2 separate regions of the Homo sapiens genome follow, and region 2 is linked to region 1. The links are chromatin loops, found by intact Hi-C in ENCODE. Cell type or tissue: IMR-90. All regions are shown on one strand.

Region 1 (8,000 bases):
ATCCCTTCCTTACACCTTATACAAAAATCAATTCAAGATGGATTAAAGATTTAAACGTTAGACCTAAAACCATAAAAACCCTAGAAGAAAACCTAGGCATTACCATTCAGGACATAGGCGTGGGCAAGGACTTCATGTCCAAAACACCAAAAGCAATGGCAACAAAAGCCAAAATTGACAAATGGGATCTAATTAAACTAAAGAGCTTCTGCACAGCAAAAGAAACTACCATCAGAGTGAACAGGCAACCTACAACATGGGAGAAAATTTTTGCAACCTACTCATCTGACAAAGGGCTAATATCCAGAATCTACAATTAACTCAAACAAATTTACAAGAAAAAAACAAACAACCCCATCAAAAAGTGGGCGAAGGACATGAACAGACACTTCTCAAAAGAAGACATTTATGCAGCCAAAAAACACATGAAAAAATGCTCATCATCACTGGCCATCAGAGAAATGCAAATCAAAACCACTATGAGATATCATCTCACACCAGTTAGAATGGCAATCATTAAAAAGTCAGGAAACAACAGGTGCTGGAGAGGATGTGGAGAAATAGGAACACTTTTACACTGTTGGTGGGACTGTAAACTAGTTCAACCATTGTGGAAGTCAGTGTGGCGATTCCTCAGGGATCTAGAACTAGAAATACCATTTGACCCAGCCATCCCATTACTGGGTATATACCCAAAGGACTATAAATCATGCTGCTATAGAGACACATGCACACGTATGTTTATTGCGGCACTATTCACAATAGCAAAGACTTGGAACCAACCCAAATGTCCAACAATGATAGACTGGATTAAGAAAATGTGGCACAAATACACCATGGAATACTATGCAGCCATAAAAATGATGAGTTCATATCCTTTGTAGGGACATGGATGAAATTGGAAACCATCATTCTCAGTAAACTATCGCAAGAACAAAAAACCAAACACCGCATATTCTCACTCATAGGTGGGAATTGAACAATGAGATCACATGGACACAGGAAGGGGAATATCACACTCTGGGGACTGTGGTGGGGTCGGGGGAGGGGGGAGGGATAGCATTGGGAGATATACCTAATGCTAGATGACACATTAGTGGGTGCAGCACACCAGCATGGCACATGTATACATATGTAACTAACCTGCACAATGTGCACATGTACCCTAAAACTTAGAATATAATAAAAAAAAAAAAAAAACTTTTAAGCGCTGGAATGAAAGATTTGCTTACATTCTGAAGCTGGTGCAGGGTATCTTTTTTAAGCCTTCTTTGGCATCTCATTTTCACGCACCATCTGAGATGACTTGGAAAACACCAGAAAATAACAACACTACTTCCACAAAACAACTGCCTGGACAGTGCCTATTTCTACAGCCATCATTTATAGAACTCTTTTTCTGGGGAGAAGTTTTATTTTAAGTGTCAATACTAAAAGATGGTATATTTGGAGTTGGCTGCTTCAATCAGTAAATGTAGTCAGCACTGACTCAGAAACAGCTTATTTTTAATAATTGGAAGAAGAAATATTTCTAGCTGTTAGTTTTAAATGGCTACAAAGGAAAGAAATTATTTTTTTGGAATTATTAGCTTGCCATATGTGTAGATTAAGAAGGCTGTGTAAAAAAAAAAAAAAAAAAAAAAAAGAAAGAAAATTAAGGAGAAAAAAAATTTTTCATCTTTTTTGGAGCTTTGTAAAGTTCTGACACAATGTTTTACCAGGTTATACTCTGAGTCCAAAGAGTCTCAATTTGTTTACTCAAATTACAACATGGCTCATAAAGACAAAATTATATTTTAGTTATGGTTTCCAAATGTGATCAATGACTCCAAGTTCCTATTAGTAGTAATTAACATTTATTTTACGAGTTCCAGAGAACATTTCTCAAGTTCCTTATTTAAATAAATTTATTACGGACTTTCATTGGAGATCTATTTTACAGCAGCATAGACTGGACAGCTTATGGCAGATAAAAATCTAACAGATCAGCATGCTGAAAGAGCTCATGCTTTGGGGGCCTTAGATGCCCTAGAAAGAATCCTATCTTGGCCGGGTGCGGTGGCTCACACAGGTAATCCCAGCACTTTGGGAGGCCAAGGCGGGTGGATCACGAAGTCAAGAGATCGAGACTATCCTGGCCAACATGGTGAAACCCCATCTCTACTAAAAATATAAAAATTGCTGGGCATGATGGTGCGCACCTGTAATCTCAGTTACTTGGGAGGTTGAGGCAGGAGAATCGCTTGAACCCAGGAAGCAGAGGTTGCAGTGAGCCGAGATTGAACCACTGTACTCCAGCCTGGCGACACAGTGAGACTCCGTCAAAAGAAAAGAGGGGAGGGGAGGGGAGGGGAGGGGACAGGAGAAGAGAGGAGAGGAGAGGAGAGGAGAGGAGAAAAGAGGGGAGCGGAGGGGAGGGGAGGGGAGGGGAGGAAAGGGAGGGGAGGGAAGGGAAGGGAAGAGAAGAGAAAAGAGAATCCTATCCTGTCTACTTAGTCATGAACTCTTCTGTCACCTTGAAAACCAGAATTCTTTGGTAGGTAAACAAAGCCAAATTCTACTAGGGAACTGACTTTTACATTGTGTATTTGTCTTGCAGAAGGGTTTATTTTTATATTTTAAATTTAATTTCATTGTAAATTCTATTTAAAATGAATCATGAAAGTAACTTTCCCTTTTATGTAATGTAGTTCAAATGTTACAACTTTCTAAGTAGTTTCTGTCTTCTGCTTACTGTCTGAAAAGATAACAGCTGCTTTAGGACAACTATGATTCAATGTTATGTCAAAATATCTGGTGATTCTCTTAAAAACCACATTTCATCCTATTCTGCATTAAAATATGTCCTTCAAAAATAACTTAGAAGCTCTCATAGTCAAGAGGAATCTAAAGAGACAAGACAACTAAATGTAATATGAGATCCTGGAATAGATAAAGGACATTAGATTTTTAAAAACAAGAAAGTTTGAAGAAAGTACGGACCTCCATTAATAATGTATCAATATTGGTTAAGAGAAAAAAACTAGTTTTGGAGGAGGAGAGAAGGGGCAGGTGAGAACTGTACTATCTTGACAATTTTCTGTAAATCTAAATCTGTTCTGAAACATAAAGTTTATTTTTATGGGCCGGACATGCTAGCTCACGCCTGTAATCCCAGCACTTTGGGAGGCTGAGGTGGGAGGATCACTTGAGCCCAGGAGTTCAAGACCTGTTTGGACAACACAGCAAGACCCCATTCCTATTTATTAATTAATTAATTAAAATTAAGTTTATTTTAAAAATCTTGGAGCAGAAAAGGAGTAAAAGTAATTTAGATGTCAAGCAACAGATAAATGATAAACTAAACCATGTCATATTTTTCAATTTTTTATGTATTTCACAAAAAGAATTTTGAAGATGTATGTAGAGTATGATTTAACTAAGTAAAAACATTTATGAAAATGCTGAAAGGGACAAATGGTGTTAATTATTTGAGAGAGGATTCTGAGTGACTTTTTAATCTATTTTCTAAGCTTCCTTTAATATCACAAAGTTGGAGGTTTTTTAATTTAAAAATTATACAAAAAATAATTATAACAAAAACTAGAGTGCCCAATATTGGTTTGCTACCCAACATTCACTTCTGTCTTCCTCCTTCCTCACAAAAATCTAGTTTTCATACAGGAAACACATCTCACCTTCAGCTCCAGTGACAGATACTAATTATTCTAATAAATTCAGTGTATGGCCTCCCCTGGTGACTGTAGTCAATAGCATTGTTGGCAGACAGGGTCTCCCTTTTTGTGTCACATGTCATCAAGAAAGCAGGTAGCCTAATCATACTGGCAGCCATCTTCACAACCATAGAGAAACCACCACTGGATTGCTGAGGACAGCAAAAGGCAACCTGATAACATCATCCAGTCACTGACTTTACTGGGTCTGCAGCTGCACAACCTTTGAATTCCCACTATATGAGATAATATTTTCTCTTATTAAGTCACTCTGAGTCAGGCATTTTTATAATTTGCTGCTAAAAGCATCCTACTACAAACTATTTAAAAAGATCATCCATGAGAAGCAAACTTCCCTTTCCCTCCATTCACTCTGCAACAGAAAATGTAAAGCTCTTACTACCAAAAATAAAATCTTAGTACTGTTGGCATCATAGATCTTGTAGAGGTATTCACTACACACTGACATGGAACTGCTGGGTTCTAGAGCATAAGAATACCATAAATGGCCCTTCCTTAGGCAACATAATTCTATCCTAAAGGTGCTCCCTTTATAACTTCCATGTTGAACTAGGCCCACAAAGCATATACCCAGATCATTTCATCTTCATGGAATATAGCAGCAAGGCCAGGAAGCCATCCCTGTCTCCTAGAGTGGATCTGCCTCATCAGTACTGTCCCTATCCTTTGGTTATATCCTCTTTCTTGCATGTGCCACTTTCTAGCTGTGTCATGGTGCTTTAGGTATGCCTCTTCCTTATCAATAGATGGGGGGGATCATCCATAAAAAGAATAAACATTTCTTTATTTCTGTGTACCACTGAGACTTGTATGCCTTTGGTGTCCAACACATGTTGGTGACTGAATATGTAAATAAACAAATTAATGCTTTGTACCTATTAGAGAGGCATACTATTCTTCCTTGAAATGCCAAAGGAAAGCTAAGAAAACAGAGGATGGCAAAAACAAATAAAACTCAAAGATAAGTACTTCAGTAAATTATCCAGTCCTACCATAATTAGCTGCCACATTAGCAAACTTATTAACACATCAAAAAATCAGGAATTAAAAAAAATGCCTGCTACTATTGCTTTTATTCAAAACTGAACTTTTATCAGTTACTGTGTGGGAAATACCTCCTCTCCAATTGTGAGTTGCCAATTCAAGATAAGAAAAAGAAATAAAAGTCATACAGATTAGAATGGAAGAAATAAAACTCTCATTACTTACCAATGATGTGATTATCTACATAGAAGAGCCAAAGGAAATTACATCTCAAGTACTGAAATGAATAAGGGGATATGGCAAGATGGCTGGATATAGGATAATGTATAAAAATTAACTGTAATTCTACATGCTGGCAGCAAACAAAAAAGACAACTTCAAACATCTATTCTTCAGAAGATACCATTAATAACAGGAAAAGACAACTCACAAACTGGAGAGAAGATAATTTCCATATCAGTGACTGCTAAAAAGATTACTTTCTGGAATATGTATTTTTAACTCCAAAAAAATCAAATGACAAACAGCCCAATTAAAAATGGGTAAAAGCACCAATGTATGCTAAAATGAATGGGTGAAATTAAGCAGAAACAGAATATTACACAGACTCAAAAAATCTTTCCAAAAATACAGTATAATAATTACAAGGGAAAAAAGTAGTAAGTTAGGAATCATGGCAGATGCCTCCTTAACCAGGTGATCAAGGTGAACATCACCAGTATTACTTACTGACATTATGTGCCCCCGATAAGATGCACATCACCTCTGTGGTATCTTTCCCAATAATGTCTAATCTTGATCTAATCATGAGAGAACATTAGACAAACACAAACTGAGAAACGTTTTACAAAATCACTGGCCAGTACTCTTTAAAAGTGTAAAGTTCGTGAAGGACAAGTAAAGAGTAAGAAATGTCACAAATTGGAGAGACTACAGAGACACAGCTAACTGTATTACGGGATTCTGGACCCAGATTCTGCAACTGAAAGAGAATGTTAGTGGAAATAGTGATAAAATCTGAGTAAGACCTATACTTGGTATCATACCAAGATTAACTGCTTACTTCTGATAAGTATTCCATGGTCATGTAAGATGTAAACATAAGGAGAAGATAGGTTAAAAGATATACAGGAACTCTCTGTTCCATTTTTGCAATTTCTGTAATCAAAATTATCTAAATAAAAAATTAACTGTTAAAAAAATGGGTAAAAACATGAAAACACTGTCTAGAAGAGGAAACATGACCATGAGTATATGGAAAGATGTTCAACCTCATCAGTAATTAGGAAAAAAATAACAAAAATCACCCAACGATTATCACTATTTTTACCCACCTGGCTGGCAAAAATGAGTCTAACAAGTGTAAATAAGAATGTGGAGCAATGGAACTGCATACACACTGCTGGCAGGACTAAAAATGGGTACAATCACTTTGGGAATGGTTTGGCTAGAAAGTTGTAAAGTTAAACATGTACCTATGTATGATTCAGTAATTTCCTTTTTAAGTAGAGTCTAGAAAAACTTTAGTTAATGAGCACTGGAACGTTTTCAGGAGCAAAATCCTCTGTTCAACCCAAATGTACATTGCTAAATTATGGTATATTTCAGAAAATGGAAATATTATCGACTAAAATGAGTGAAATATGTGAGTATATTTTAGAAACATGTTAAATGAAAAAAGGCAAATGATAGAAGAATATATATAACACGGTATTTTGTAAAGGTTCAAAAACAAGCAAAACAAAATAACATTTAGGGTTATAAATATGGGTAAATTTTTTTTTAAATACATTTTCATTAGTATATTTGAGATGGTGGTTACCTCTGGGGAAAAAATTATGGTTTAGGATACAGGAGAACAGACAGGGAACTTGAACAGTATTGGTGATGTTATACTTCTTAATCTGGTTCATGAGTTCATGGGTTGGTTTTAGTATTAGGTTTCAAAAATTATAGAAGTGTTACATATATTCTTTTTCCTGTGAAATATGCTTTGTAATTAAAGTTGATAAATATTTTTAAAACAATATTTTAGTCAAATGTATACCAAAACCTTAATAGTGATCGTTTCCGGGGGTGAAACTCTGGGAAATTTTCATTTTCAATAGTACACATTTGAATAAATTTAACAGTAAATATTCAATATGTATGTATTTGGAAAAAATAAAATTTAGAAATGTTTGTTAATTTGATATTTCAATAATAGTTGTAAGAGAGAAAGTTTTCCTCCATAGAGTTATTTATAATGATCACCACTTCAATTTTTCTTCACTAGAGCTCCTCCATGAATACTGCTGCCATTCACAAAGAATGACATTCCAACTGAGTCCTACTGTAAAATTAATCTGAATGGCACTGCAACAATATTCCCAACTTCCTACATATGATAGGTGGGGGCCTTGGGAAACATATAAACATTCTATATAAATAAGCATCAGATCTACTATCCTGGGTGATATGCCTATTAAAAACGTACTGAGGAAAGGGACCAGCTACAGACAGAAAAAAATATAACAAGAAAGTCCTTCAAATTGGCCTCTTTGCCTTAAAGAAAACAGGAACATTAAATAGTCAAGATTAGTGTTCTCAGCCATTCATCATCTTTCCTCTACTAAATATTCTTATAAACTCCTAGTCTTACAACTAGACGATATTTAGAAGACAGTCATGCACTCTTGCAGTGATTACCACTATCGTATTACTACTCTTAAATACATGCTCTCATACATGTTGGTCCAATGTTGGAAACTCCATGCAAACAGATATAATGGCATCACAGCCCTGAGAATGTACAAGTGGGGAACAATCAAACATCAACTATACCGAGGGCCCAAACTTCCAACAATACAAAGTAAAAACGAAGTGTGGCAAATACACTTGTCTTTGGCTGTATATTTTATGTATTATTTTCTATAATCAGGAGAGGGAACGAGTTATTTTCGCTTCTTATGGCTCAGTACTATGACACAGCAGAAAGTAGCACTTAAGGAATAGGGACTTCAGGAACGGTGTTTTTATCAGTGAAAATAGATAAAAGCATGGAGAAAAGAAGTAAGAGTCAACAATACTGAGTTATTTAAGAAAAGGTCTTGAAATTTAAGAGTGAATTGGTGTTGATATGAAGAAAGCAAAGAGGAAGCTGAAAGGATTTAATGAGTATAAGAGGAGGTTGATGGTTATCTAAGGTCCTCTAACATCATAATATTTTCAAGAAGGTGCACTAGAAATTGCAGTTGAAGATGGCGACTTTGGAAGAAGTGCCAAAACTGCATGCAGTGCTCA
Region 2 (8,000 bases), 140 kb before region 1:
CTGTGGACTTTGCTTTAACTTGGTTAATGACGATTCTATGGCAATGTATTAAATTTCTTTCTCCTAAGTCCACTGAAGTCTTTTTGGACTTGGAGAGAGCTTTTTAAGAAAGAACTTGCTCATTCAGCAGGATTTTCCTCCCCACCCCAAGCTCTGGTTCTGACCTGGAAAAAATAAGAGTGAGAAAGAGCAAGAGAATCCTGCAGTCCTGACGCTCAACTTCACAAACCACAAAAAAGAACCTTTCTCCAGTAACGTAATCATGGAGATTTCTGGCACCTTGGTCTTTCAAGAAAAATACATCCTTCTGCTGGCACAGGGACCCATCAAACTAAACCCTATTCAGCATGGAGTTCCCGATTCATTAGTGTTGGAAAGTCTATAGCGAGGCTGGCCGCTCCCATTGGATGATGCCTCCCTGCAGCGCCGTCTGTAAACCCCACAGCTGTGTTTTCACTTAAAGCCACTTCTCCTGACTGCGCTGCACCTTGTTCCAGAGGCTTGCTCTGTTCTCATTAAGGTTAAAAATGACAGGACAAGGATTCTTCAATGCTGAGGTTTTACTTTCTGAGAAGAAAAAACGTCTGTCTTTGGAGCTATGGTCAACCCACAGGGAGGGTTGCTCTGTAGGAAGGAGCCAGTCCCAGGAGAAAAGGGCCTGGTGGTAGCATTCATGCCCCCAGGTCAAGCCGCCTCCTCTTCTGAAGGTGACTCCATTGCTCACCAGCACGTCTATGGCAGGAGAGTTCGGCTCACCACTGTCCCACACGACCTGTATTACTGGGTGAGCCCAGCAAGGAAGAGCTCGTCCCTGATCCCAGGGTCTCCTTTAGCAGAACAGGAGCACCTTTACCTCAGCAGCTTCCCGATCAGGACCTGCCCAGTTAGTGGGCCATGTTCTTGCCTCTCACGTGCCTGAGCAATATGCAACAGTGAATACAAAGCATGATGAGCAAGTCTGCGTGTGTCACATGCAGCCAGCTGGAGAGAGAGTGCAGCCAATCTGCTCATCCTAATCAAAGCTGGAGAATTTTTGAGGATTTTCATGGCCAAAGAGGATGACTGCGTTAGAACATCACCTTATCAAACCATTTGTGCTCAGAGCTCAGGGGCCTCAGGCCAACTACTGTCGAAGGAATGCAGTTACCCAAAGCTGCTTCCACAGGAAAGTGCCAGTGCTGACTGCAGGAACTGCATATCACCCCTTCCAATGCACAGAGATGGTTGTGCACCTGGGAAAGATGCTATCTAGATTTCCTTGCATATAGAATATACTAATTCTGTTACCTATCTATCTGCTTTCTAAATAAAGCTTGTGGTCCTGCCCTCAGCAGTGGTCCTACCCAAGCTGCAGACCTTGTGGAAGCCTCCCACAGCTACACAGCCCTGGTCAAACACTCAGCAAAGGGAAGGGAAACAGAAGTAGCCCAAGCGACAGGCTCTCCACCCACTCAGAGATGGTCTACACTTTATCCTGGAATCAGATTAGGATAGAGGATAGTTATGTGTGTAGATCATATGAGCTTGGCTCTCTAGCACCTGCCTTCCTCAAGGGTGGGTTAGTATGTTCCTCTATTTTCACCAGATTTTGTCTTAAGAAATAGCCTTATAAAATCTCTTTCCTGGCTGGGCGCGGTGGCTCATGCCTATAATCCCATCACTTTGGGAGGCCAAGGCAGGTGGATCACCTGAAGTCAGGAGTTCAAGATCAGCCTGGCCAACATGGTGAAACCCCATCTCTACTAAAAATACAAAAATTAGCTGGGCGTGGTGGCGGGCACTTGTAATCCCAGCTACTCGGGAGGCTGAGGCAGGAGAATCGCTTGAACCCAGGAGGCGGAGGTTGCAGTGAGCCAAGATGGTGCCACTGCGATCTCAGACATGAGAGAGGCAAGAACACGGGCCAGTAACTGGGCAAGGCCTGGACAAGTCTCCAAAAAAAAAAAACAAAAAACAAAAAACTCTTTCCTCATTTGCCCAAAATGCAAACGCTGTCCACTGTTGTAACACTGAATATTTCCAATATCAAGCCTTAAGTGAGAAGCTGCTTTTAGGTGCTAAGAAAAATAATTCTCAATGTTCGATGGGGTTTGTTGTAAGAGATAACCTTGTAAACTCTCCCTCCCCCACGCCACCAAGCAGGACGACTGCATCTGTGATATTGAAATCAGAAAACATGAAGCCCAGTCACAGGAGCTGTGCCCACCCTTACAGATGTCAAATTCTTTCTGACACTCCTCTCCTTCATTCTGATTTTCTGTCTTTCTATTATTTAAATGCAGCTCACTGTTCATTTCCTTTGTTGTAAGTCCTCTCAAAATCTTTTTGGAAACAGATGAGGGTATATATAAACAAAGCAAAGTTCTTCAAAATATAAGCCAAACATACATAAAAATATGAGATCCAGGCAAGTTTAAACACAGACTGATGAAACAATGACCATAATGGTAGGCATTCAGTTCATGGAAAAAAAAGAAAACGGGACATTCCCATACAATACTCAGAGCCAGTGATCAAGCTGGCTGTATTCTTGAAAAAACAGCAGAGAACAGAATGATCTTCCAGGGAATTGGCCTCAGTTTCCAGGGACTTGAGGAGTCGGGGAGTTATATAACCCCAAGCGGGGAGCCAGCAGCTCTGACCTTGTCTCTGTTCTCTCCCAGATTCTGGGGTTGGTGGTGGGGTTCCGATGGTCCTAGACTTTCTACCTGTTAAACAGAGCTGAGTTCCTCTATGGTTGTCCTCATGGTTTGTTTTACGGGTGAATGTGAGACACTTTCTAGGTTTGCTGGAAGAAAGCACTCATAATAAGCCCCTGCTATATCAGTTAGAAGAGACGCTCTACGATTTCAGAAGAGCCAGTGCTCACATCTTCAGATGTTTTAATGAGAACCAAGTGGCAGTGAAGAGTTCTCCTGCATAAGGCTGTCTTACGCAGCTAAGAGCTCCCATCAAAGTTCAGGACTTGATTCCGTGCTAATTCTGCTTCCTTCCTCCCAGACAAGGCCAAATATCTGGATAACATATTCCAGAACTACACTGCCATCTCAGGTCCCTTCTGGACCTGGGGCAGCCAATCTACCTCCTTCCCCAGCTGCCTGCTCCCCTGCTCCTACACCCTGGCTTCAACCTGCAACAATGGGGTTAGCAGCACCTCCTGGTAGAAGAATCACTTTCCACTACCATCCAGCCACAAAATGCCCATTGATCTGACATCTCTTAATTGGTCGCTCAGAACAGTCTGGAAGGGACACCTATGGGGCCCATACCTGGGGTTACCTGAAGTTCCTATTCCAAGATAATTAGTTGTGTCTTAGATAGTCTATTTCTTTACAGAATGACATATCAGTCTAAGAGATGCTGTTTTAACTGTGGTAAAAACTAAAGAACCCACGCGTATTGTGAAGTTTAAAACAGTACAGACAAAAGTTTACTGTTAATATGAAATACAAAGACCAAATGGAGGGTATTTGGAAGGGCCAGGATCCATTAAGAAGGAAAATGGGGCTGGGTGAGGTGGCTCACGTCTGTAATCACAGCACTTTGGGAGCTGAGATGGAAGGACTGCTGGAGGCTATGAGTTTGAGAGCAGCCTGGGCAACAGAGCGAGACCTCCGTCTCTACAAAACATTTAAAAATCAGCACAGGCATGCACCTGTGGTCCCAGCTACTCAGGAGGCTGAAGTGGGAGGGTCATTTAAGCCCAGAAATTTGAGGCGGCACTGAGCTATGATCACGCCATTGCACTCTAGCCTGGCAACAGAGTGAGGCCCTGTCTCTATGTAATAAAAGCGGGGGGGGGGGGGGGCGCGGGGGGAAGGAAAGGATAAAAAGAAGGAAAATGAACAAACTTTCTATTTGTAATGCTAACTATGAAAAATTAGCTTTGGTAATAAAAAACTCCTTGGATAATCTCACAGTTGAAAATCATTTAAGAAACTAGACACAATGTTAAATGTTAAAAAAATAAGTTTCACAATAATCTTAGGGGAATGTTTTCATTAAGCAGAAACTTGTTTTCCCTCTAGCTGCCATGTAATCTCTCTAGAGGCTGTAGGGCTAGAACTCAGGGGACAGACAGAGGATCTCAAAGTCTAACTTTTTAGTCTAGTCTAGATCTTCTAGTCTACCTTTCTGCCTGTCAGACAGAGTTTATGCTCTTGCTTCCACCTTTCTGCCAGGGAAACACCTTTGACAAAAGGAAGGAACTTCTGCTTGTGAACACTTCTACCTATGAAAACAACCAATGACAGGCCAGGCGCGGTGGCTCACGCCTGTAATCCCAGCTACTCAGGAGGCTGAGGCAGGAAATCTCTTGAACCTGGAAGGCAGAGGTTACAGTGAGCCAAGATTGTGCCACTGCACTCCAGCCTGGGCAAGAGTGACACTCTATCTCAAAAATAAAACCCCAATAACAGGGGGCTGCTTAGTAGAGAAGTAAAGGGTACAGCCTCTTTAGGCTGCTGGGTTTTGAATCCCAGCTTTACTTCCTGTTAGTATGTAATCTCTTTTACCTTAGGTGCCTCCTATGTAAAAAAGAGATAATAACAGTGCCTAGCTATAGCGGAAACTCAATGATGTTCTTGATGTATTATACAGTAAGGCCAGAGGTTATTCCTGATAATGAGTTGAGATCAGAATTCAAAACATGACATGCTGGAACAAGCTGATTGGGACTCAATATTTCCAAATGTGATCACTCTAAAACCTGAGTAATTTCTACAACAATAAGGTCCAATTTCTTTACCTGAGCAGTATCTGGGAAACACTCTCTCTGTGGCTTGCTTTCTGTAGGACTCCTTGGGCCGCAGCAGGAAGATACAATGCTTCAAAGCCTTGCTGTCTGCCTCAGCAGCCCCACTACCACTACACTGCTCTCCTGTGGCTGTGCTGACACGGGGTCAGCCCTTGATAAAATCAAGGCAGCCCTGATTTTATGACCCAGTGACGCTAGCTCCAGAGCACCAGCATCAGGGAGGCCCTATGCCACTAGATGAAGCTCACGACTGAAAAAAAGCTTCCAAGGCCCTGCTGGGTCAACAGATGTGCCTCCACAAGGAAGCTGCCCAGAACCTCAGCACTAGTAACAACTTGTCCATTAATCTCTGCCTGGGGAAGGAAGAGGCCACCCCAGCCTGTTGGAGCATGGCAGAGGGCTGGCTTCTGACAGTCTGGATACATGAAAATTGCTTCTATCATGGCCTGATTCTTCTCAGTTATTCTCAAGTTGAAACATGTCTCTAGCTGTGTACTTGTTTAACAATCATATTGTCCCAACTAGATTTTAAGTCCCTGTAGAGAAACCCCAGTGTAAGTTTACTCTTTGTGATCCCCACAAAGGCTTTAAGTTAAGGCAATGCAGGGCCCCGTGATAAGCAGTAGGAATCACAGGTTCCACATGCAACCAGAGACTGTGCCAGGAACAAGTGTCCAGGTATCACTGCTCCTATCTTAAAGGTGAGGGAACTGAGGCTCAGGGAGGTTAAGTAACTGACCTGCCCAAGGTCTGGCAATACATAAATCAACCCCGGCCAACCTGGAAATGGAACTCAAACCCATACGGCTCTAAAGTCTTGGCATTTCCTACTGGGCCACACTTCCTGTTTCTTCTCCCACAAACAGGGACACTGTGTTGGAGGCTGCAAGTTGCAACAATTTACCTTTCCCCTTCTCTAGATTCTAACAGAGAACTGCAAATGGCATTAAGAATGTCAGCCTCCTCAAGGCTCACTGTCAATTAAGGTGGGCGCTGAAGAATCAGGTGAGAGCTCAGTAGACTGACCCACCCAGTTGCAGGTGGAGAGGCTGGACTGGAGGAAGGGGATGCCTGGGTGGGCTCCCTCCAGGCAATGTCAAGCTTGGAGCCTGCAGGTGCTAGGTGAGTCCACTCAGGGAGAGCAGGTGAGAGATAGGTTGGCTTCACCTTTTCAATTCAATGAACCTGCCCCCAGTTGTGGCCCAGTCACACAGCTAAGTAGTAATAAGACCTGAACTAGAGCTTCTTTCAGGGTCTGTAAAAGGTTAAAAGAGGAAATGTCAGTCAGCTAGTCCAAAAACTGCAGAACAGAAATAAAGAAAAAAAACCCAAAACAACAACAAAAATTAAGATCAATATAAGAACTAGCATTATCCTATTAAAAATGGGTTGGGGACCCTTATAGCCACTTCCTATTATTTAGTCCAGGGCCCCTATTCAGGACTTCATCTGTAAAATGAAAGCCTCAAAAGGCTCCTGTCTAAGTCTCCTTCGGGCTCTCCTTTCACAGTTCTGTGGGCAAGCACCTGCTAAGCATTCTCTCTGTGGTGTGCAGCTCCATGCCAGGTCCCATGGGAGGTTCAGGATAAAGGTTGGCAAAGATGACTGAGCTGCACTGCCTCTAATACTGAGGGAGCTTAGAGAATGATCTGGTAGAGGGGCCTGCATGGTGTAGATGAGGCCTCAGGTCTGGCAGGACAGCAAGGATCTGAACGATGGATGCACTCAGGAGAGATTCCAGGTGATGGGGAAAAAAACAGACCTTTAGCTCTCCCGGGGCAAAGACCACATGGGGCATGTCCATCAATGTATCCCTAGTGCCTTCCAGAATTTTCAACAAAACAGGTGCTCAATAATAATTGTTGAAGGAATAAATGATCAAAAGCAGAGAAAATAAGAATGAATATTCAATGTTCCATGAATACACAAGAGATTGGTCTGACTGCAAAGTTGGGAGTAAAATTGGGAAAAGATAAAATAATAACATTGATCGTGGTATCGAAGATGATACTAAGCACATCAACACATTCTGCCAGACTCACAGGGTGGGTGCAGTTACCATGCCTACTTTACAGCTGGGAAGCTGGAGGCTCACAGAAGTTGAGAAGCTTGCTCTGGGTCACACAACTGCAGCCCTGATACTTGAGCCCGGGGGCCCTGACTCTCAGTTCAGTGCTTTCCCATAAGTCGAGAGAGCCTAAGCTCACATCTGACAGGCGATAAAACCTGGACCCTCTTCTAGTTTGTGCCCCACTTCTAGGCCAACTTTGACTGTGTGATGTGGCTTGCTTTCTGATGGCAAGCAGCCCCTGAACTGAGACCTGGCTATTTCCTGGGGGCAATGCTGGTGTTGCACACAGAGGAATTAAAAAAAAAACAACCCACTTTTTATTCTGAGATAATTATAGCTTCAGGAAATTGCAAAGGTAGTATAGAAAGGTTCCACGTGCCCATCTCCAATTTCCACCCAAGGTTCCATCTTACATAATTATAGCACAATATCAAACGCAGGAAACTGACATTGGCATAATGGGTGTGTCTAGTTTTATGCCATTTTGGTCACACACGTACATTTGTGTAACTGCCATGGCAATCTACATACAGACTGTCCCATCCTTACACAGCTCTCCCTTGGGCCACCCTCTGCTCCCCCCGCCATCCCTAGCTCCTGGCAACTACCTACCTGTTCTCCTTCTCTATAAATCTGTCATTTTGAGGATGTTACCTAAATGGAATCATACAGCATTTTAAATAGCTCTTCAAATAATCCTAAGGTCAGGACTTGATCCATTTTTTAGATTTTTAGAAGAATATAAAACAACATCAACATCTACCGAGAGAAATGAAAAAGTAAGCAGAATAAGAAATAGACTGGGCCTAGTCCTGGCCCAGTCGCTCACAACACCTGTAGTTCCAACACTATGGGGGTGCAGAGGCAGAAGGACTGCCTGAGCCCAGGAGTTGGAGACCAGCCTGGGCAACACGGTAAGACTTTATCTCTACTAAACTCAAAAAAATTAGCTGAGCATGAAGACACGTGCCTATAATCCCAGCTACTCAGGAGGCTGAGGTGGGAGGATCACTCGAGCCTAGGAGGACTGCAGTGAGCCATGTTCATGCCACTGCACTCCAGCCCGGGCAGCAGAGCAAGACCCTGCCTCAAATAAAAAGAGAAATGATTCCATCCTAGTTCTGCCACCTCTAGCTATGTGAGTTTTGACAAGTGTTTAAGCTCAAGTCTCAG

Evidence for each region. Peaks named below come from ENCODE experiments on the same cell type or tissue, not always from the same donor. Only the 100,000 strongest peaks of a DNase experiment are listed, where the experiment ranks them.
Region 2: it touches region 1 in a loop (2.6-fold over the local background); 3 of 110 quality-filtered maps call a loop at or near these places.

The regions. Positions count from the first base shown.
Region 1 is chr2:232,142,394-232,150,393 of GRCh38, reverse strand. The region is part of intron 8 of DIS3L2 (DIS3 like 3'-5' exoribonuclease 2); the gene reads right to left. Among named protein-coding and RNA genes, the nearest start is that of MIR562, 26 kb to the left of the region's middle. In IMR-90, no CTCF peak of the experiment used is centred here; DNase peaks (open chromatin) are centred at 2,683 and 3,923.
Region 2 is chr2:232,283,197-232,291,196 of GRCh38, reverse strand. The region is part of intron 13 of DIS3L2 (DIS3 like 3'-5' exoribonuclease 2); the gene reads right to left. Among named protein-coding and RNA genes, the nearest start is that of ALPP, 92 kb to the left of the region's middle. In IMR-90, no CTCF peak of the experiment used is centred here; no DNase peak of the experiment used is centred here.